Linked DNA regions of Mus musculus: all the other regions are linked to region 1. A link is a loop called in an ENCODE intact Hi-C map of the cell type or tissue named here. Cell type or tissue: left cerebral cortex. All regions are shown on one strand. Each heading gives the region's core, and the rest is flanking DNA. Links, peaks and the distances in the headings are about the cores only.

Region 1 (5,400 bases), core at 197-5,196:
GGCCCCGAGCAAAGAGCCAGGCCTGAAAATATACATATAAGCACACACACATACATATAACTACATATGGACTGAACAGGATACCTACATCAAGCATATGTATCATATTATATTCTATGACCTATCATATAGTAACAATGAAAAACAACACCATGAATTTGAAGGAGAGCAGGAGGGGTAGATGGAAATTTCCGGAGAGAGAAAAAGGAAGAAATGTTGTGATTATATTATGATCTCATGTTTAAAAAAATAATTTAAAATATAGAGGCAGTTGAGAATCAAACTGCACACGAGACAATGGAGCAAGTCACTCCCAATGTTTTAATCTTGGGCGGGTTGGAAGAAAGCATGACTTCCATTCTGTGTCGTTCATTCATTTGGTGATACATGTTCCATGGAGCACCATCTATAGTGACCCTCCATGACACCAGCAGAAGGAGGGAGGAGTCACAGAGAAGGAGCCTTGTGGAGACAGAAGATGTCCTGAGTTGGCCATGGGCCAGTAAGAGGGAGAAGCCTATGCAAAGAGAAGAAGTCAGCCTGAGAGTCTACCTTAACACCAATCAGAATGGCTAATATCAAAATCTCAAGGAGCAGCACATGCTGGTAAGAATGTAGAGGAAGGGGAACACTCCTCCATTGCTGGGATTGCAAATTGGTGTGGCCACTCTGAAAATCAGTCTGGTGGTTTCTTAGAAAATTGGAAATACTTCTACCTAAAGACTCAGCTATATCACTTGGCATATACCCGAAAGTCGACCCACTATACCCAATGACATATTCATAGCAGCTTCATTCTTAATAGCAAGAAACTGAAAACAACCCAGATGTCCCTCAACTGACGAATGAATACAGAAAATGTGTTGTGTTTACACAATGGAATACTATTCAGCTATTAAAAACAAGGACACAATGAATTTTGCAGGCAAATGGATGGAACTAGAAAATATCATCCTCAGTGAGGTATCTCAGACCCAAAAGGCTAGGCACAGTCTGTACTCACTGATATGTGGATATTAGCCAGAAAGTACAGAGTATCCATGACACCTCACAGACCCAAAGCAGTTAAGCAAGAAGGAAGGCCCAAGCAAGGATTCTTGAATCACACTTAGAAAGGAAAAGAAAATCATCATAGGAGGCCTAGAGAGGAAGGGAACCGGGTGGGAAATGGGAGGAGGATGGAGGAGGGGAATGGGAAGGCAGGATCAGGTGTGGGGAAAGACAGGACAGAGCCCAAAGGGCCAGGATAATGAATGAAAATCTCCAGCTGGAGTGGAAGATTTCTAGGAATTCTCAGATACCTGGGATACAGGGCAGGGGGGGATATGGAACCTAAAGAGGCCACCACCTGTAGCCAGGCAGGATCATGAGTGAAGGGATAAGGACATGAACCCGTCACAAAACTTTTGATCCAAAATGTGTCCTGTCTAAAAGAAATGCTGGGATAGAGCAGAGACGGAAGAAAAGGCCAACCAATAACTGGTCCAACTCAGCCCATCCCGTAGGGCAAGCACCAATCCCGGACATTATTAATGACAATCTGTTAAGCTTGCAGGCAGGAGTCTAGCATAACTGTCCTCTGAGAGCCTCCCCCAGCAGCAGATGGAGGTCAGGGACACTTAAGGAAGAGTTCAGGATGGGGGTGGGGGTGTGGGGGGTGGCTGAAGGCCCTGAAGGGGAAAGGAACTTCAAAGGAATATCAACCAAGCCAACTAACCTGGACTCCTGGGAGCTCTCGGAGACTGAACCACCAATCAAAGAACACACATGGGCTAGAGCAAAGCCCCCTTGCACATATGTAGCAGACAGGCAGCTCAGTCTCCATAGCTGCCTTGTCTAGCCTCAGTGAGAGAGGATGTCCTTAATCTAACAAAGACTTAATGTGCCAGGGTGGAGGAATACCCAGAGGAGCCCACTCTCTCACAGGGGGGGGGGGGAATGGAGGGAGAGACTCTGTGAGGGAGGGACTGGGAGGAGAAGCAGTATTTGGGATGTAAATACATAAATTAATAAAAAAAATTAAGTCAGGCCAATTCTGCAGAGGTAAGACTTGAATTCACGTGAATAGACGAGACCATTGAAGAAAGATAAGAAAGAAATACCTACATTGCCGAGTGTGGACCTGCCATACCTGTGAAAATATAATTTGTGTGTGTGGGGGGGGGGGGCAGTAAAAAAGGAAAAGGATAAGGAAACATTGTCGGAATGGCAGAAGTCTGCTAGACAGCTTGGAAATAGACATTTCAAGAGTCCAGCAGGCCACAGCTCAAATCCCAGATGTGTCAAAGGAAGGGAGATCAGAGGGAAAAGCACAGAAGAGGTTAGCCATTTCAGTAGACTGAAGAAAAAAGTCCTCATTTAAAAGTCCCATGGAAAGAGCTGAAGCCAGAGTTTGGATGGTATTAAAGAGGTATGCAGAGAATTTTTACAATAGTAGAAATAAGAGTACTGATAAGCCCAAGAAAGCGAGCCGAGGAAACTGGAGAAAATGAAAACATAGGAAAAGGGGATAATTGGGAAACAGGGAGAAATCAGACAACAGGAGACTACAGGGCTCGGCCAACAGGCAGGCAGCATGTGCCTTCTTTCCCTGTGATGAGAATTCTCACTTGCATCCTGTGAAGACAGAGGCCCAGAGTCAAGGACTGTTAAAAGCTGGGTTCACAGGTACCACCTTTGCAATTTGTTTATTCTTAGTTACGGCCTGTTGCGAAGGAGAGTCCAGTCTAGTTTTTCAGAGGGAATTCTTCACTTCATCACCTCACTAGCCCGGTGTGCAAAACGCAACAGGAGCCTGAGTAGCAGCTGTTGTCTACTCTGTGGGATGATCGCCTTCTTTGTGAGCTAAATAGAAACTTGCAAAGATGAGAAACGGTTTCTAAGGCGCTTGTGCGTATGGGGGTGTGGCAGGGAGCAGGTGGATGTTGCATTCTCTTTAAGGAAAATAAAAGCCCCTTTCCTATTGAACTTTGGAAACAAGCATGCTAAAAGCTAGGGTCATCCTTTCTCATGGGCCGCTGAGCTGGTTCTGTTCTCAGCTCTGGCCTCCCTGCTCTGCCTACGTGCTCAGCTCTCCTACTTACACTTGAAACCTATTTCTTTTTTTCTCTCTCTCTCATTTCCAAAGTGGCTCTTTGCTTAGCGTTTCTTTGCTCTCTTTGCTTCTTCACGAAGATGTGCAGAACTGTGCAAGCGCCTCGGGGTGCTGAGTGACAAGAAGACACCCAAACAAGTTTACAAGCACTTGTAAAAGTCCTTGCAGGAGTCTTGTGTGCCCAATCAGCTATTCAGACATTGGAGAACTAAGCCAGGACGGCACACCGTGACAGCGCCCCTGAGCCCCCAGCCCCAGAAGAGCCCAAAGGACGCTGCAGCCACACTGCGCTCTAAACCCAACTGCTGTATGGAGCCACCCTCGCCACAAGGAGAGAAGGAAACGCGTCCACATGTCCGCATGCAAGCAGCAAGAGAGACGGGCTGGGTGTGGGAGAAGTGCCCACCGCGCAACGCACGCCCAGTGGCACCCGCGTGTCCCCACTCCCGTCCCTGGTCGCGAGCCCCACGGGTGCCCGAGCCCCCCAGCCTCACCAGGCCGCCGGGTAACTTTCCAGGTGCGCAGCTCGTCCCCTCCGCGCGGCCGCAGCGTCTTGGCGTCCTCCGCCACGCCGCCCCTCTGCGGCCCCGGCCGGGCTCAGCTCAGCTCTGCCCCGCCGCGCCGTGCGCACTGTGCCGGGTCCGGGCTGCTGGCGGGCGCCGCCGCTCGCGCTGCGTGGGAGCCGGGACGCGGCGGGCGCGCTGCGGGAGGGAGCTGCGGCGACGTGGGTGCTGCCGCCTGGCTGCTCTGCGGGGGCCGCCGCGAGAAGGAGGCGCGCCGGAGGGAGGAGGGAGCTCAGCGGAGAGGAGGGACGGAGGAGGGCGGGGGTCAGCCCGGCGTGGCGTGGGAGAGCCCGGAGCCCGCTTCCTTGAAGGTGGGGTCACCCGCGCCGGCGCGAACCTGTACTCCGGAGCCGGCCTGCGGCGACGGCGACAGTCTGCACTTTATACCCCGAACCTCCGGCGTGAGGCAACTTAAGTAGGGCGATAACATCGTGGATGCAAGCGGGTGGTTGGTTGTGTTATTATTTTTATTTCAAGTGTGTGGGCCGAGGGAGAGGAAAGTTGAGGGGGGTATTCATCATCGCCTTCCCTCCCCACCCTTGTGCCTCCAGCCTGCTTCACTGTGGGCTCTTGCTCTCCCTTGCTGGGTCTCTCTCCATTCTGCCTTCCCTTCCAGAGCGCAAAGGGACAGGCGCACACACCCTGGCCATGCTCTCTGGTGTCACAGAGGTGCCCTTCTACATGACACGTGACCCAAGGGCTGCTTGGCCCGCGTGCTCTTCTAGGACTCTGGAACCTTAACTCGCATCTAGTCAGTTCACTGAATGTGATGCATGCTGGGGACAGTGGCTAAACCGAGTTTCAAGGGACAGGAATTAATACCTCCTGATTCTGTGAGACTTTAGCATGAGCCTCTCTTGGTTATTCAAGCAGGTAATTTAATACTCTCCTGTGGCCTTTTAGACACAGTATTCCGAGGTGTGCGTTATGGTTTTTCTAAATATAAATGGATATACTCGCCCACCGCAGTATGCTATGCTCTGGTAGTGTGCTCTCCCGTAGTGAGTTCCTGTTTCTTCATCCTCCCAGAGGAATGTCTGTGGCAGATTCACAAGGACAAGGGCAGTTTCTCTGCACAGTGAGAGGTACAGTGAGGGTCTATTCTTCAGTTTGTATCCAGAGAACGTGAGACCGCGACTCCCTAGGGGTATCAAACATCCGGTAGGCCACGGGGTTTCCTGCAACTCCAGCATGCACTATTACATACATAACCCCACATAGAATGAGGCCTGTGTACACTTGTTGAATGGGTTCATTAAGCCTCAGAGGACGAAGAGCGGTTGTTTGTTTTTCTATTAACTGGACAAAATTAAGGCCAGGTACTTTTTCTCAAATCCGTACATTTCACGTTGGCTAACCAGAGATGGTGAGATGAAGAACTCCAAAGAAATGGAAGAATCCATAGGAAAATATCTAAAAGTCATGGTAAGAACTTGGTCAGACTTGACACACTGAGTCAGAGCTACTTTTTTTTTTTAAGAATACAAAACGCATAGTAAATGTGTTTACTAAATCCTGTGGTCCACTAAGTCAACTATGCAATGGTACTCTCTGTCCATTGAGGTAAAAGCTTGAAACCCACTGATGGAGATAGGCAGTGGCGCAAAACTAGCGTTGAATAGAAACATGGGATCCCACCCCTGCCTAGTGACCAGATAGAAGTTCTTACAAGTCTACTTTCCTGACAGAAGAGAAACAAGAAAAAAAGCCAAGAGGAGGAAGGGGTGGGGGTAGGGGGCAAAA
Region 2 (5,400 bases), core at 113-5,112, 120 kb after region 1:
AGGGGGAGGAGATAGGGGATTTGGGGAGGGGAAATGAGGAAAGGGGATAACATTTGAAATGTAAATAAGGAAAATATCTAAGAGAGAGAGAGAGAGAGAGAGAGAGAGAGAGAGCCAGAGCCCATGGGATATCTGTTTTATTATCTTTTTAAAATGTTGTATCTTATTTGCCAATAACGTTTTTTTCCCCTACATTTTTCAAAAAAGTGAAGATTCTGCATTCCTGAGCCTCTGTTATGCCCACTGTCCATGTGCTAATCAAGAAAGCAGTCCTCCTGCAGTAGTAAGAAAGCCTGTCCAGTTTGCCACAGACCTTACCATTAGCTTTTGGCTGTTTTCTATGGGGATCCAATGTCAGTTACCAATGTTTCTGTGAACACATGCTGCCCTAAGCATTTATGTGGAATTTGAGGCTGAAGTTCAAGAGAAATGGAGAGTTATTTGTTTATCATTGCTGACCTAGTACTTACCATGTTCATGAATAAGCATGGGCTAACAGGTAGAGGAAAGCTTGCTCCTATCTTATCCTTTAGCGATGAAAGACACTTGCTTGTAGGAACAATGGGATGTTGGCTGCAGACCCTTTTCCTAACCTTTACTGGCAGGTGACTTGGACCACAGTCAGTAGCACCAGGAGGGAGAGTGCAGAGTTGGAACTGATCAAAAGGACAAAAGGCTGAGTTCATTGACAGAGACTCTGGGGACCTTCCCTTTCCAGGTCACAAAATATTTATAATAAAGAATAAGGGACTTATTGAATGTGGTTTTTCAAATGGTAGCCCTCTGCGATCTCAGTGTATGATTGGATGCCCACATGTCAGGAAACCGGAATTCCTCCCTGTGTTCTCCATGTGACCTTTTGCTATCAGTACTCTTCAAGAAATAATGTCTGGTTGATTCGATTTAGCTTTGTAGGAATAAATACCACTGATATGTAAAATAACACAATTTTTCCAGAAGGCCCCTGCTTTATAATACTTTCTTGTGCTTAGAAGAGAAGCAGAAGAAATTACAAGAGAACCAGAGAAATCCATTGATCAGGGCTACCACCTGACCCAGTCAATCCATTGATCAGAAATCCATTGATCAGGGCTACCACCTGACCCAGTCAAGATTACAGTGCTCCTGCTCAGTGGTCAGTGAGGGACAGAGACAAAATCCAAACTAGATTCCTGTCTCCCTCCAGAGTCAATCATGCCAAGTGGGAGAATAATTCATAAAGCCTTCGGAGCAGAAACCTGCATTGTGAGCCAAAAAGAACGCACTCAAAAGACCATCCATGATGTTGAGGGAAAAAAAAAAACCAACTCATAGAATGAAGGCTTTGTTTTTTCTTCTGTTTCTTTAGCAGCAGATTCGCTCTTCACTTCAGCCTACACAGCCCGACTTGATGAGCTGAGGAGGTTCGTCCTTCAGGCTTTGGCTCTGCCATGCAAGCCCTATAGACACACTCAAGGCCTTTTGTGCTAGCCTGGAATGCTGTGTCTGCACACAGATGGTTCGCAGTCATCCTGCTATCTCAGCTTTAATAACCTCCTCAGAGATGACTTCCTTGACCACCCCATCTTAAAGTACCCCAACTTCCATCTCTACTTCAGTTGAACATTATCAGAAGTTATCTAGATTACTCTCTCATGCACTGTCCACTTTCTCTACTTGATAACGTGCTTTATTAGAGCCAGTTCCAGACATCTATGCATCATCATGTTCCCAACAAATGACACCGGGTAAGTCTTCAGTAGCAAATTATTGGATGGAGGAATAAATACAAGAGATGCTTATGGGCTTATGTGTTTAGAAGCAGGGTTTGACAAATCAAGAGGCAGTCCTCCTAGGCTACCTTTCACTTGGATACGGCTTCTATCTCAGCAGAGCACTTTGGAGGGAAGAAGAGAAGTAGGAACCAGCTGCCATGGCTCTCCTGAGCCTTGCTTTCTATCCCTCCAATATGCTTACCTCCTGTCTTTTGTGTGTGAGGAGCTTGGAAGACACAGCCCACCAGCTGAAACAGACCTTCTCTGGCCTGCAGGGCTCAGTTAACTCCAGCCCAAGTAGGTGGTGGGCAACATGTTAACCAAAGTACATCATCATTTCCCATTTTCTCCACCTTCTCCAGCTGGGCCCGATTACTCCTAGTCCCTTTCTCTCCCTTGGGAGACTGACTCTAGAATTAAAAGGCTTGAAAGGCAAGGTTTATCCCCAGCTGTGAGCTATAGGGACACACTCACATTTACTGAGGGGCTGAGCAGCTGAGGCAGGCAAGCAAGCTCCTCAGACGACTCATTTCGTTGAAACTTCACACCTTCTCCAATGACAGTGAGCACTGTCCACCCATCTCAGGTGAGCAAACCACAGCTCAGAGACTTCGCCCTCCCAACACTGTCAAAATGCAGGGTAAACCAGAAGTGATACTGAAGTTGAGATCAGTCTGGCTCAAAGGACTTGCAGGCATCATCAGCCCAAATGAGTAGACCTATACCAAACATCACCCCAGTGAGTAGACCTACATACCTAATTTCATTTTGGTCTTTGGCATGCTGTTCTCACTTTAACTGAGTAACTGGTTCCTGTTCTCTTTCATTATTGTATGGACGATAAATATCTGAGTATATTAATCTAATTTTCTCTAGATGGCCACCATGAAATCTAAGAAAATGAGGTGATTTCTGTGCATGTTTTATGAAGGGAATTGAGTAAATGCATTTTTGCCTGTCTACTTCCTAAGACTCTCTCCTTGCCTACTTCAGGAGGCTCCACCTGCAACCCCCAACCAGACCAAAGCCATTTTAGTAGGTTCTGCAAAGCAAGTGGCTCCTGGCCGGTCTACACTTTCTGTGCCCTGCTGACCCCTAGTGGTGAAAGTAAACTTAGCTTCTCTGTGCTTCTGTTTCTCTGTTTCTCTAATTCCTCTCTCTCTCTCTCTCTCTCTCTCTCTCTCTCTCTCTCTACATATACATATACATATACATATACATATACATATACATATACATATACATATACATATACATATACATATACATATACATATACATATACATATACATATACATATACATATACATATACATATACATATACATCATATACATATACATATACATCATATACATATACATATACACATACATATACATATACGAAAAAGGAGAAGGCAGCAATGAGACTCCAGAGGATGTCTTGGTCACAATCATTAAGAGACACTTGTTTATTGTAACTCATTTTGGAACTGGCTTGTGAGAAAGTCGGAACTCAGGAGTCAAATCAGTGTGAGGTTGTGGAGTGGGCCATGCTGCCTAAATCAACCTGTCCTTCTGCTTTCCTTCTATGAATCAGCAGTTGTTCTAGAAACTCAGAGATGACATTGGTTCAGACCACAGAGTTTGAAGAAGAGCTCTCAAGGGTGACTTTCACTTTGATGTGCATGCAAAGCCAGAAACAGTTCAAAGGTTATAGACAAGGCAAGGGTTGCAAAGGTAGAGGCTGGCTGCTGAAGCGTCCCATGCCCATCCCCAGAGTGCATCTAAACTCGGCAGCTAGTTAGCTCACTTGGGTGCTGTACTACCACTCATGAAGAGGGAGCCAGACTCGGAGATGACAAGGCACTCTGTGGACCACTCTGAAGCTGCTTCTCACAGAGAGACTGGAATGCCCTTCAGCTGAATGGGGCTTTAAGTACAAGAGGCAGTGAATGGATATGGAATGGTCCCAGGGGAACAAGAGCTACTTTCTAATCTAAAAGATCCCTGAATCTATAGGTGGATGTACTTCCTTAGAGGCTCAAGATGGTCATGTGCATAGTTACAGTCAAAGAAAAGTAAAATGCCTAGTGAGTCTTCGAATCTGAAAAGATAGTGTATCCTTGGGAAGATGGGACGGTCTTCATCTTTCTTACATTGTTTCCTTTTGTTTTTTCAATAGCTGGAAAACAGACTGGAAACCTGCAGGTGCTACATCCACTTTGTAACTATAGACAACAGGCATAGAAGTGAAGGCTTAAATGTTAAAGGTGGTGGGGGCGGGGGTCACAGTGCATTGCTGGCTGCCCATCCCTGCAACTTTTGTGAGACGTGCCCTAATGTTTAAACCGTTCTTGTACAGGTTGTCTCAGCTTGAGCTTCAATAACAAACGACTACAGATCGAGTGGTATAAACAACAGAATTTCATTTCTCTCTGTAAAGGCTAGATGGCTAAGATAGGAGCCGGTAGGCTCTGTTCCTGGTGAGGCCTCCCTTCTTGACCTGAAGACAGCTGTCTCCTCAAAGTAAGTGGGTGGCCTTCCTGAATGAATGCACCTGTTAAAGATGTCTCTTTGTCAACAAATGCACTGATCCAGTTATGCAGACATATCCTCATGGCCTTCTACACTGTTTAATTACATCACACTGCAGCCAGGGCTTTGAGGAACAGATGGATATGCACAAGCATAATACATGTAGAGCCAAAAATCAGTATGTCTGAGTTCGGCAGTTAAGAGCACTTGTTTTTTTTACAGAGAACCTGGGTTCACCACCTCCATGGTGGCTCACTACTGTCTGTAGCTCCTGCCCCAGGGAATCCACTTCTGACCTCTGAGGGCACCTACCTGGTGCACATACATATGCAGGTAAAACATGCACATAAAAATAATTTTTGTAGAAGAATTCTTCTTGTTTTCTTTAGCCACACTGTGTATGCATATGCTGTGCTTAGAGCTGCCCCATAAGGTGTTTCAGGAAGGTTATCCTTGTCAAGAATCAAAGGTGAGCATTTGAGATGGTTGAAATTTTGTCAAGATTTATTGTACTAGCCTAAGAAACTAGAAAAATAGTTTGATATTTTAAAGGACTCATTTAATTATTTGAGTCATAATAACTTCAACTCTTTGCTGAGTTCAGGATATAAACAATCAAAAGCTCATTTCTATGTGGCTATCAGTAGAGATGTGTCTCACTTTTTGTTTTTAAAAAAAAATGCACCTATATACTTTATATATCTGCAGACAGTGTAAATACACTAACTTCTTTCTACCACTCAGACTCCTTCTGATGACACTGTTCTCACAGCATCATCTGAGGAGTGATAAAGAGGCCACTGTGGAACCATCAGATTATCTGCTACCAACAGCACCTGAAATCAAGTTTGAACATAAGCTGAGAAAGAGGTGGATTCGAGACAAGCTCTTGAAAGAGCCATGCCACAGTAGGATACAAGATGACTTTGTGTTAATTCAGCAGGAAAGGATCTGGGTGTTTTTGAAAGTGAACTGCTCCCATCATAAGAGATACATAACTTTATGCAAGATTCATGATTGCAATTACAGGCCATACTATGTCTTCTTACATATATGTTCTCTATATAAGAACATATATCACTAGATGTTCTTATTTTTCTGTTGCATAAGTAAAACAAAAAAAGAT
Region 3 (5,400 bases), core at 211-5,210, 92 kb before region 1:
TGAATTGTCTTAATGGGGTTGTAAGAGTTGAGGACCTAGGTAAGGCCAGACCATGATCCTGCCACAGTTCCTACTAAATGCATCCCCTTTACAACAACATAAAGTAAAAACTCATTAGTCAGTGGTATTTAATAATGGGTTAGGCTGTATCATTCTTTTCTACATCTCTACAAGAATTGTATCTTATTCTATTTACAAATTCAAAGCCAAAAATATTACTTAATTCCCTCACAGAAGCCAGGTTAATAATAATAATAATAGAAATAACAGTGGATGCAAAACTGTTTCTGTGACTGAAAGATGACATGAATGATGACTCATTCTTGACATGAACTTCCAGTATTAAGGAAAGCATATTAAGACCTATTTGGGCAACAATTACTAGCAAACTATACAAAGGAAAACTACACCTTGAAACACCCAGAAGTTGAAAGCCTGTAATGGAGCAAGGCGGTCTCCTGAGAGAACCTGCCATGGTCATCTCACATACTGGTGACCTATACATCAGCTGGATACCAGACATGGTTAGTTGGGAAGAGGGAACCTCAACTGAGAAAGTGCCCCCCACCCTCCGATTAACCTATGGGCAAGCCAGTAGGCAGTACCCTCCACGGCCTCTGTATCAGTACCCGCCTCCAGGTGGCTGTGTTGATTTCCCTGGATGATGGACTATATATAAGCTGTGAGATGAAATGAGCCCTTCCCTCCCCAGGCTGCTTTTGACCGTGGTATTTATCACAGCAAAAGAAACCCTACCTAAGACACCTGGTTATTCTGCACATTTATATGTTTATGTCAGCAACAAGGAAAATCAGTTACCTGTGTTTCTTAATGTCGTTGATCCCGTTCTTCAGATTTCCCAGCCTTTCTGTTGGGTTTTGCCTAAAATGATTGATGGGAGAAGTTAACAACAACAACAACAACAACAACAACATACAAGTGGTTTTAGAAAAAAGAATAGTGCTTGTGTTTAAATTCATTTACTCAATAACTTTCATCAGATCCTACTGCAGGCCAGCCATTTGACCACAGGGAGAAAACAAAATTATGGTCCTTCCATGGAGGAGCTGCAGCTGAGTGTCTGGATTCATCTATCTGTTCTCTGCATGAGCTGTGGATAGACTTGAATAAATACTAGCTTGCAAACTTAGTTGCAAATGCTGCTGAGAAAACTGGGAAATGTGTTAGGATTTCATTTACATCCAAGCTGCAATCTCAGAAGTGTGTAGGTATTCCTATTTGCAAATCCCAAACTAGGTTTGATGTTTTTGATTTACTAACTTTATATGCTTTAAAAACATCTCCAAAGGTGGGACAGGGGCACAGCAGTGCATTGGAGTTTGGGCCAAACAAAACAAAGCTCTAGAAGTCTCCAATGTTTCTCTGAAAATTGATGTTTTCGATAGTAAGTCAAAGGCTGAAATAATTTAAAAGAAGACTGGAAAAGTACATTTTCTTAAAGACTACGAAGGGGCTGGAGAGATAGCTCAGTGGGTGAAAACATTGACTATTCTTCCAGAGGACTCAAGTTCAAGTCCAAGCACCTGTAGAGCACTCACAGCTGTCTCTAACTCCAGCCCCAGGAGACACAACAATGCCCTTTTTTAATTTCTATGGACATGCACATGGTGCACAGACATGCATACAGGTAAAATACCTATAAACACAAAATAAAAATAAATAAAAATCTTTTCTTGAACTCTGTTAAAAAACAAAAAGGAAAGAAGACTACTAGGGAGCTGGAGACACAGCTCAGCTCCATGGTCAGGGGAATTTGCTGTTTCTCCTGAGGACCTGTAATGGGTCCCCAGCATCTACACGACAACTCACAACAGTCTATAACTCCAGTTCTAGATATGATGACATCGCCTAGCCTCTGAAGGCACCAGGCATGCACCCGTGCACAAATACACATGCAAAAATATTTTCAAAAATATTTAACTTAAAAACTTTCTTCAGTTACAACAGCAACATAAGATGTCCAAGTACTGAACGCACAAACGTAATTGCAAAACATCTCCGCATTGCACGGGGAGCAGAAGCCTTCACACTTCCTCTGTGGCCCATGGTCATTCTCACCTGCAAAGCCTCCGGATCAAATCCTCAGGGCGCCTTGTTATCTTTCTGGGGAAATCCATTTTCTCGATTCCCTTGAGAATCAAATTGTAGGTCATCATTTGGTCTATCCCAGAAAAGGGAGGGCTGGAGAAGACACAAAATAAGACGCACTTCAGAGAGAGTCTTGTGGGGCTCCTCTTTTCCTACTTCTCTTTCCACTCCGGTTCTGTTCTCTGACCCTCCCTCTTAGTTACTTTACAACAAATTGGGGTATATTGTGGAAAGCCTTTAATCAATTTCCCATCACTTAAATAACCCCTAAAAGGAGAAGACAGAAAGGGAGGGGGTGTGATTTTCTTGTGTGTGTGTGTGTGTGTGTGTGTGTAAGAAGGTGAGTAGGAAAAGCCTCCTTTCTACGCTGACAAAGGAGAAGTCTGAATGGACAGAGGGAGCCAATGAGACACAGAGTTGTCTTGTTTGAGATCACTGAGTTCTGAGACAGGAAGTACAAAGGAATGTGTCGGGAGTGGGCAGGAGTGGGCAGTAAATGGTAGAATGAGTAAGCTTCCAGGGACGCTGAGAGATTACCACAGCATCCTGTGTATCCCGTGGGCTACAGTGAAGATCTGGGCATGGATCTGAGTCAGTGGTAGAACTTACAGCAACTTGAGTCATCTTTTTTAATACAAGAAATAAAGTCCAGTATGGGGTGAGGCTGGCAGGCTGGCGGTGGGAAGCTGTGCTGAAGATATTGAAAGAGACGTGGCTCTATCTAGTCCATGGACTGTACTAATTATGTCTCTTTGTCAGATTTATATGTTGGAACCATAATCTTGAAGTGATGGGATTTTATAAAGTTAATTAGGTTGAGAGTGTGCCTATCAATGAATAGGATTGGTGACCTTCTAAGACAGGAGTCTGGCTGGCCATCTTTTTCCTAGCGAGGATCCTATAAGTCTACAACTAAAAGGGAGTCCTCACTAGAGCTCAACTTTTTGCTGAGGCTTCCAGCCTCCCAAACTGCAAGAAATAAATGAGCTTTAAAAAAAGTCACCAGCCTATAGAATTTTGTGATATAGCCTGGCCTAAGACTAATGATAAAACTAACAGGATTTGCCAACGTAGTGAATGTGGTGGGGAAGAGAGAAAAGAAATTCAAGAATGATTCCTGGCCACGGTGCCCACTGAATAGAACTATTTTCCCTAAGATGGACAAACTAGGGACGAGGCAAGTGCTATAATTTGGGTCTAGGCTAGTCCCCAGAGGCCCCGGTCCCCAAGCTGTGTCATAATGGAGACGTAACAGGAACTTTTCGGAATGAGGCCAGAAGAAAGGCCATTGGAGAAAGGACCTTAACTGGAATATTGAGATGTTCGTCTCTTCCTCTTTGTGTTCTGGCCACCTCATAGTGACAGACATCATTTGCCGCATGCTCTGTCATAACGTGCCATGTTCCCAAATCTACAGGGTCAGTGATTCATAGACTGAAACAAGGAACCAGAATACATCTTTTCTTACTTCTAAGTGACCTCAGGTATTTGGTCACAGCAATGGAAAGTCACCTGACTCAGTGTTGCTGCAGCTAGTCACCGGGGAAAGGACCCTGGCTATGTTGCAGAGCCATGTGGACCTGAGAGGCAGGCCATTGGGTTTATGGGCCTAACATTGAAGAGAAACACTAGGAAGATTAACTTGGTCCATCTCATCATCTCATAAGGTTTATGGTTGTAGGACTTGAGGATATGACGCAGTAAGTGTTAGGTGGAAAAGAGGTCAAGGACTGACTGGTTCAATGTAACTATCAGGAAAATGAGAAAACTCAGAAATGAGTACAGAGATGGGGCTATCACGGTAAGATGAGGAGGGAGAGGCAGGGCCTGTAAAGCACCGAAGAGAATACTTCAAAGACTAGTGGGGTTTAGATGTAGCCACCAAAGTGGGGCAACATTTTAATTTGTTTATCACTTTGATTCCTAAAACATTTTCATGTCTGGGCTAGTACACCATTTAAAATTTGAAGATTAAAAAACACCTAATTACTCTGTTGTTTAGCAACTATGGCTGTACTACTTGGAAACCAACTGTCCTCACCTTTGGCACAATAAAATAAAATAATAAAGCCTTAGAGCAAAGGTAATGCATTGAGTTTCAAGTAACCTCTGATTCCACTGTGAAGAAAATGAAGCCAGAGGCAAAGCCATTGGTTTGGCATCTTCAATACACAGAGATGCATGCACGAGCATATTTACAGCCTTGTTATGATTCTCATGGTGTTCTTTCCCTGACAACCTGAAACACTGGATCAGAGAATTAAAAATGGACTTTCTTCTGCCCTGAAAATGCCTGGCAAAATATCTCCCTAACTTCTTTATGATGGTTTGAGGCCCCCTTAGCAATTCCAAGTTGCTGTCCCTTCTCTCCCTCTGTTATTTCCCCAATTTATTTTGCTGTTCTGCATGACACATTTCTCAGGTGACAAAGATCCACATGTATTTTCCAGAAGCTCCAAGAACCACCATGCCAGTAACATTCCCTTAGACATCTCTAAGATGAAGGAATAAATATTGGAAACAACACAGGGTTCGCACACCTTAAACAATCTGCTCTTCTCCATGACTACCTGGAAAATTCCATCCTTCCATCTCACTCTTCCATCATGACTATCTGAACATTGTTAATAATGATTCAGCTAAAATGCAGATTTTCAAATCTGTTTCCCCAGTGTGTGTGTGGACAAAGATGTGAACCATGGGTGTTTTCACATTTTTTATTTAATATTGAGGCTTGCAGCACTTAAGACAATTAAGTAGAACACAGCTCAGTGGTGGACTGCATCTTTAGAACGTGCAAATCCCTATTTAGGTCCTTATTGTTGCAAAAAGAACATGTGTATGTTGACATTTACTGCCCCAAATGGATTCATCGTAGGACTGATTACACAATTCTTAGTGCAAATGTCTCTGAAACTAATGTTGATCACAGTTGGCTATAAAGAGTCATAAATCATACGTGTGTCACAGAAAGTACGTCACAGACAGAGCCAGGGGAACTGGAATCAAGTTACTGATCTCAGGCAGATAGTCTTGTGACCTAGTTGTCTAACTTGTAAAATTTAAATCATAAAATAATCAAAAACATTTGAATCATAAAATAATAATGAAAATTCCTATCTTACCTTCCTCATGTGTGTTTGAAAACTAAACAAGGTTATGTGTATGTGTGCTTGGTAAGCAGTGAAGTATATTACGAATGTGGACTACCTTGTATTGCATGTACACGCGCGCGCGCGCGCGCGCGCGCGCGCACGCGTGTGTGTGTGTGTGTGTGTGTGTGTGTGTGTG

Evidence for each region. Hi-C counts contacts between places; a loop is a spot of excess contacts. Peaks named below come from ENCODE experiments on the same cell type or tissue, not always from the same donor. Only the 100,000 strongest peaks of a DNase experiment are listed, where the experiment ranks them.
Region 2: it touches region 1 in a loop (2.4-fold over the local background); 5 of 42 quality-filtered maps call a loop at or near these places.
Region 3: it touches region 1 in a loop (4-fold over the local background); 3 of 42 quality-filtered maps call a loop at or near these places.

The regions. Positions count from the first base shown.
Region 1 is chr5:99,033,335-99,038,734 of GRCm38, forward strand. Prkg2 (protein kinase, cGMP-dependent, type II) reads right to left here and starts at 3,745. Exons shown (of 19, transcript NM_008926.4): 1 at 3,589-3,745. In left cerebral cortex, for the core only: no CTCF peak of the experiment used is centred there; DNase peaks (open chromatin) are centred at 2,881, 3,156, 3,400, 3,877 and 1 more place; H3K4me3 peaks cover 2,151 bases; H3K27ac peaks cover 1,286 bases.
Region 2 is chr5:99,155,357-99,160,756 of GRCm38, forward strand. No RefSeq gene overlaps it. Among named protein-coding and RNA genes, the nearest start is that of Rasgef1b, 95 kb to the right of the region's middle. In left cerebral cortex, for the core only: a CTCF peak has its summit at 2,830 (motif pointing left); a DNase peak (open chromatin) is centred at 2,839.
Region 3 is chr5:98,941,335-98,946,734 of GRCm38, forward strand. Prkg2 (protein kinase, cGMP-dependent, type II) reads right to left here. Exons shown (of 19, transcript NM_008926.4): 16 at 2,080-2,202; 17 at 820-882. Among named protein-coding and RNA genes, the nearest start is that of Gm42123, 53 kb to the left of the region's middle. In left cerebral cortex, for the core only: no CTCF peak of the experiment used is centred there; a DNase peak (open chromatin) is centred at 2,617.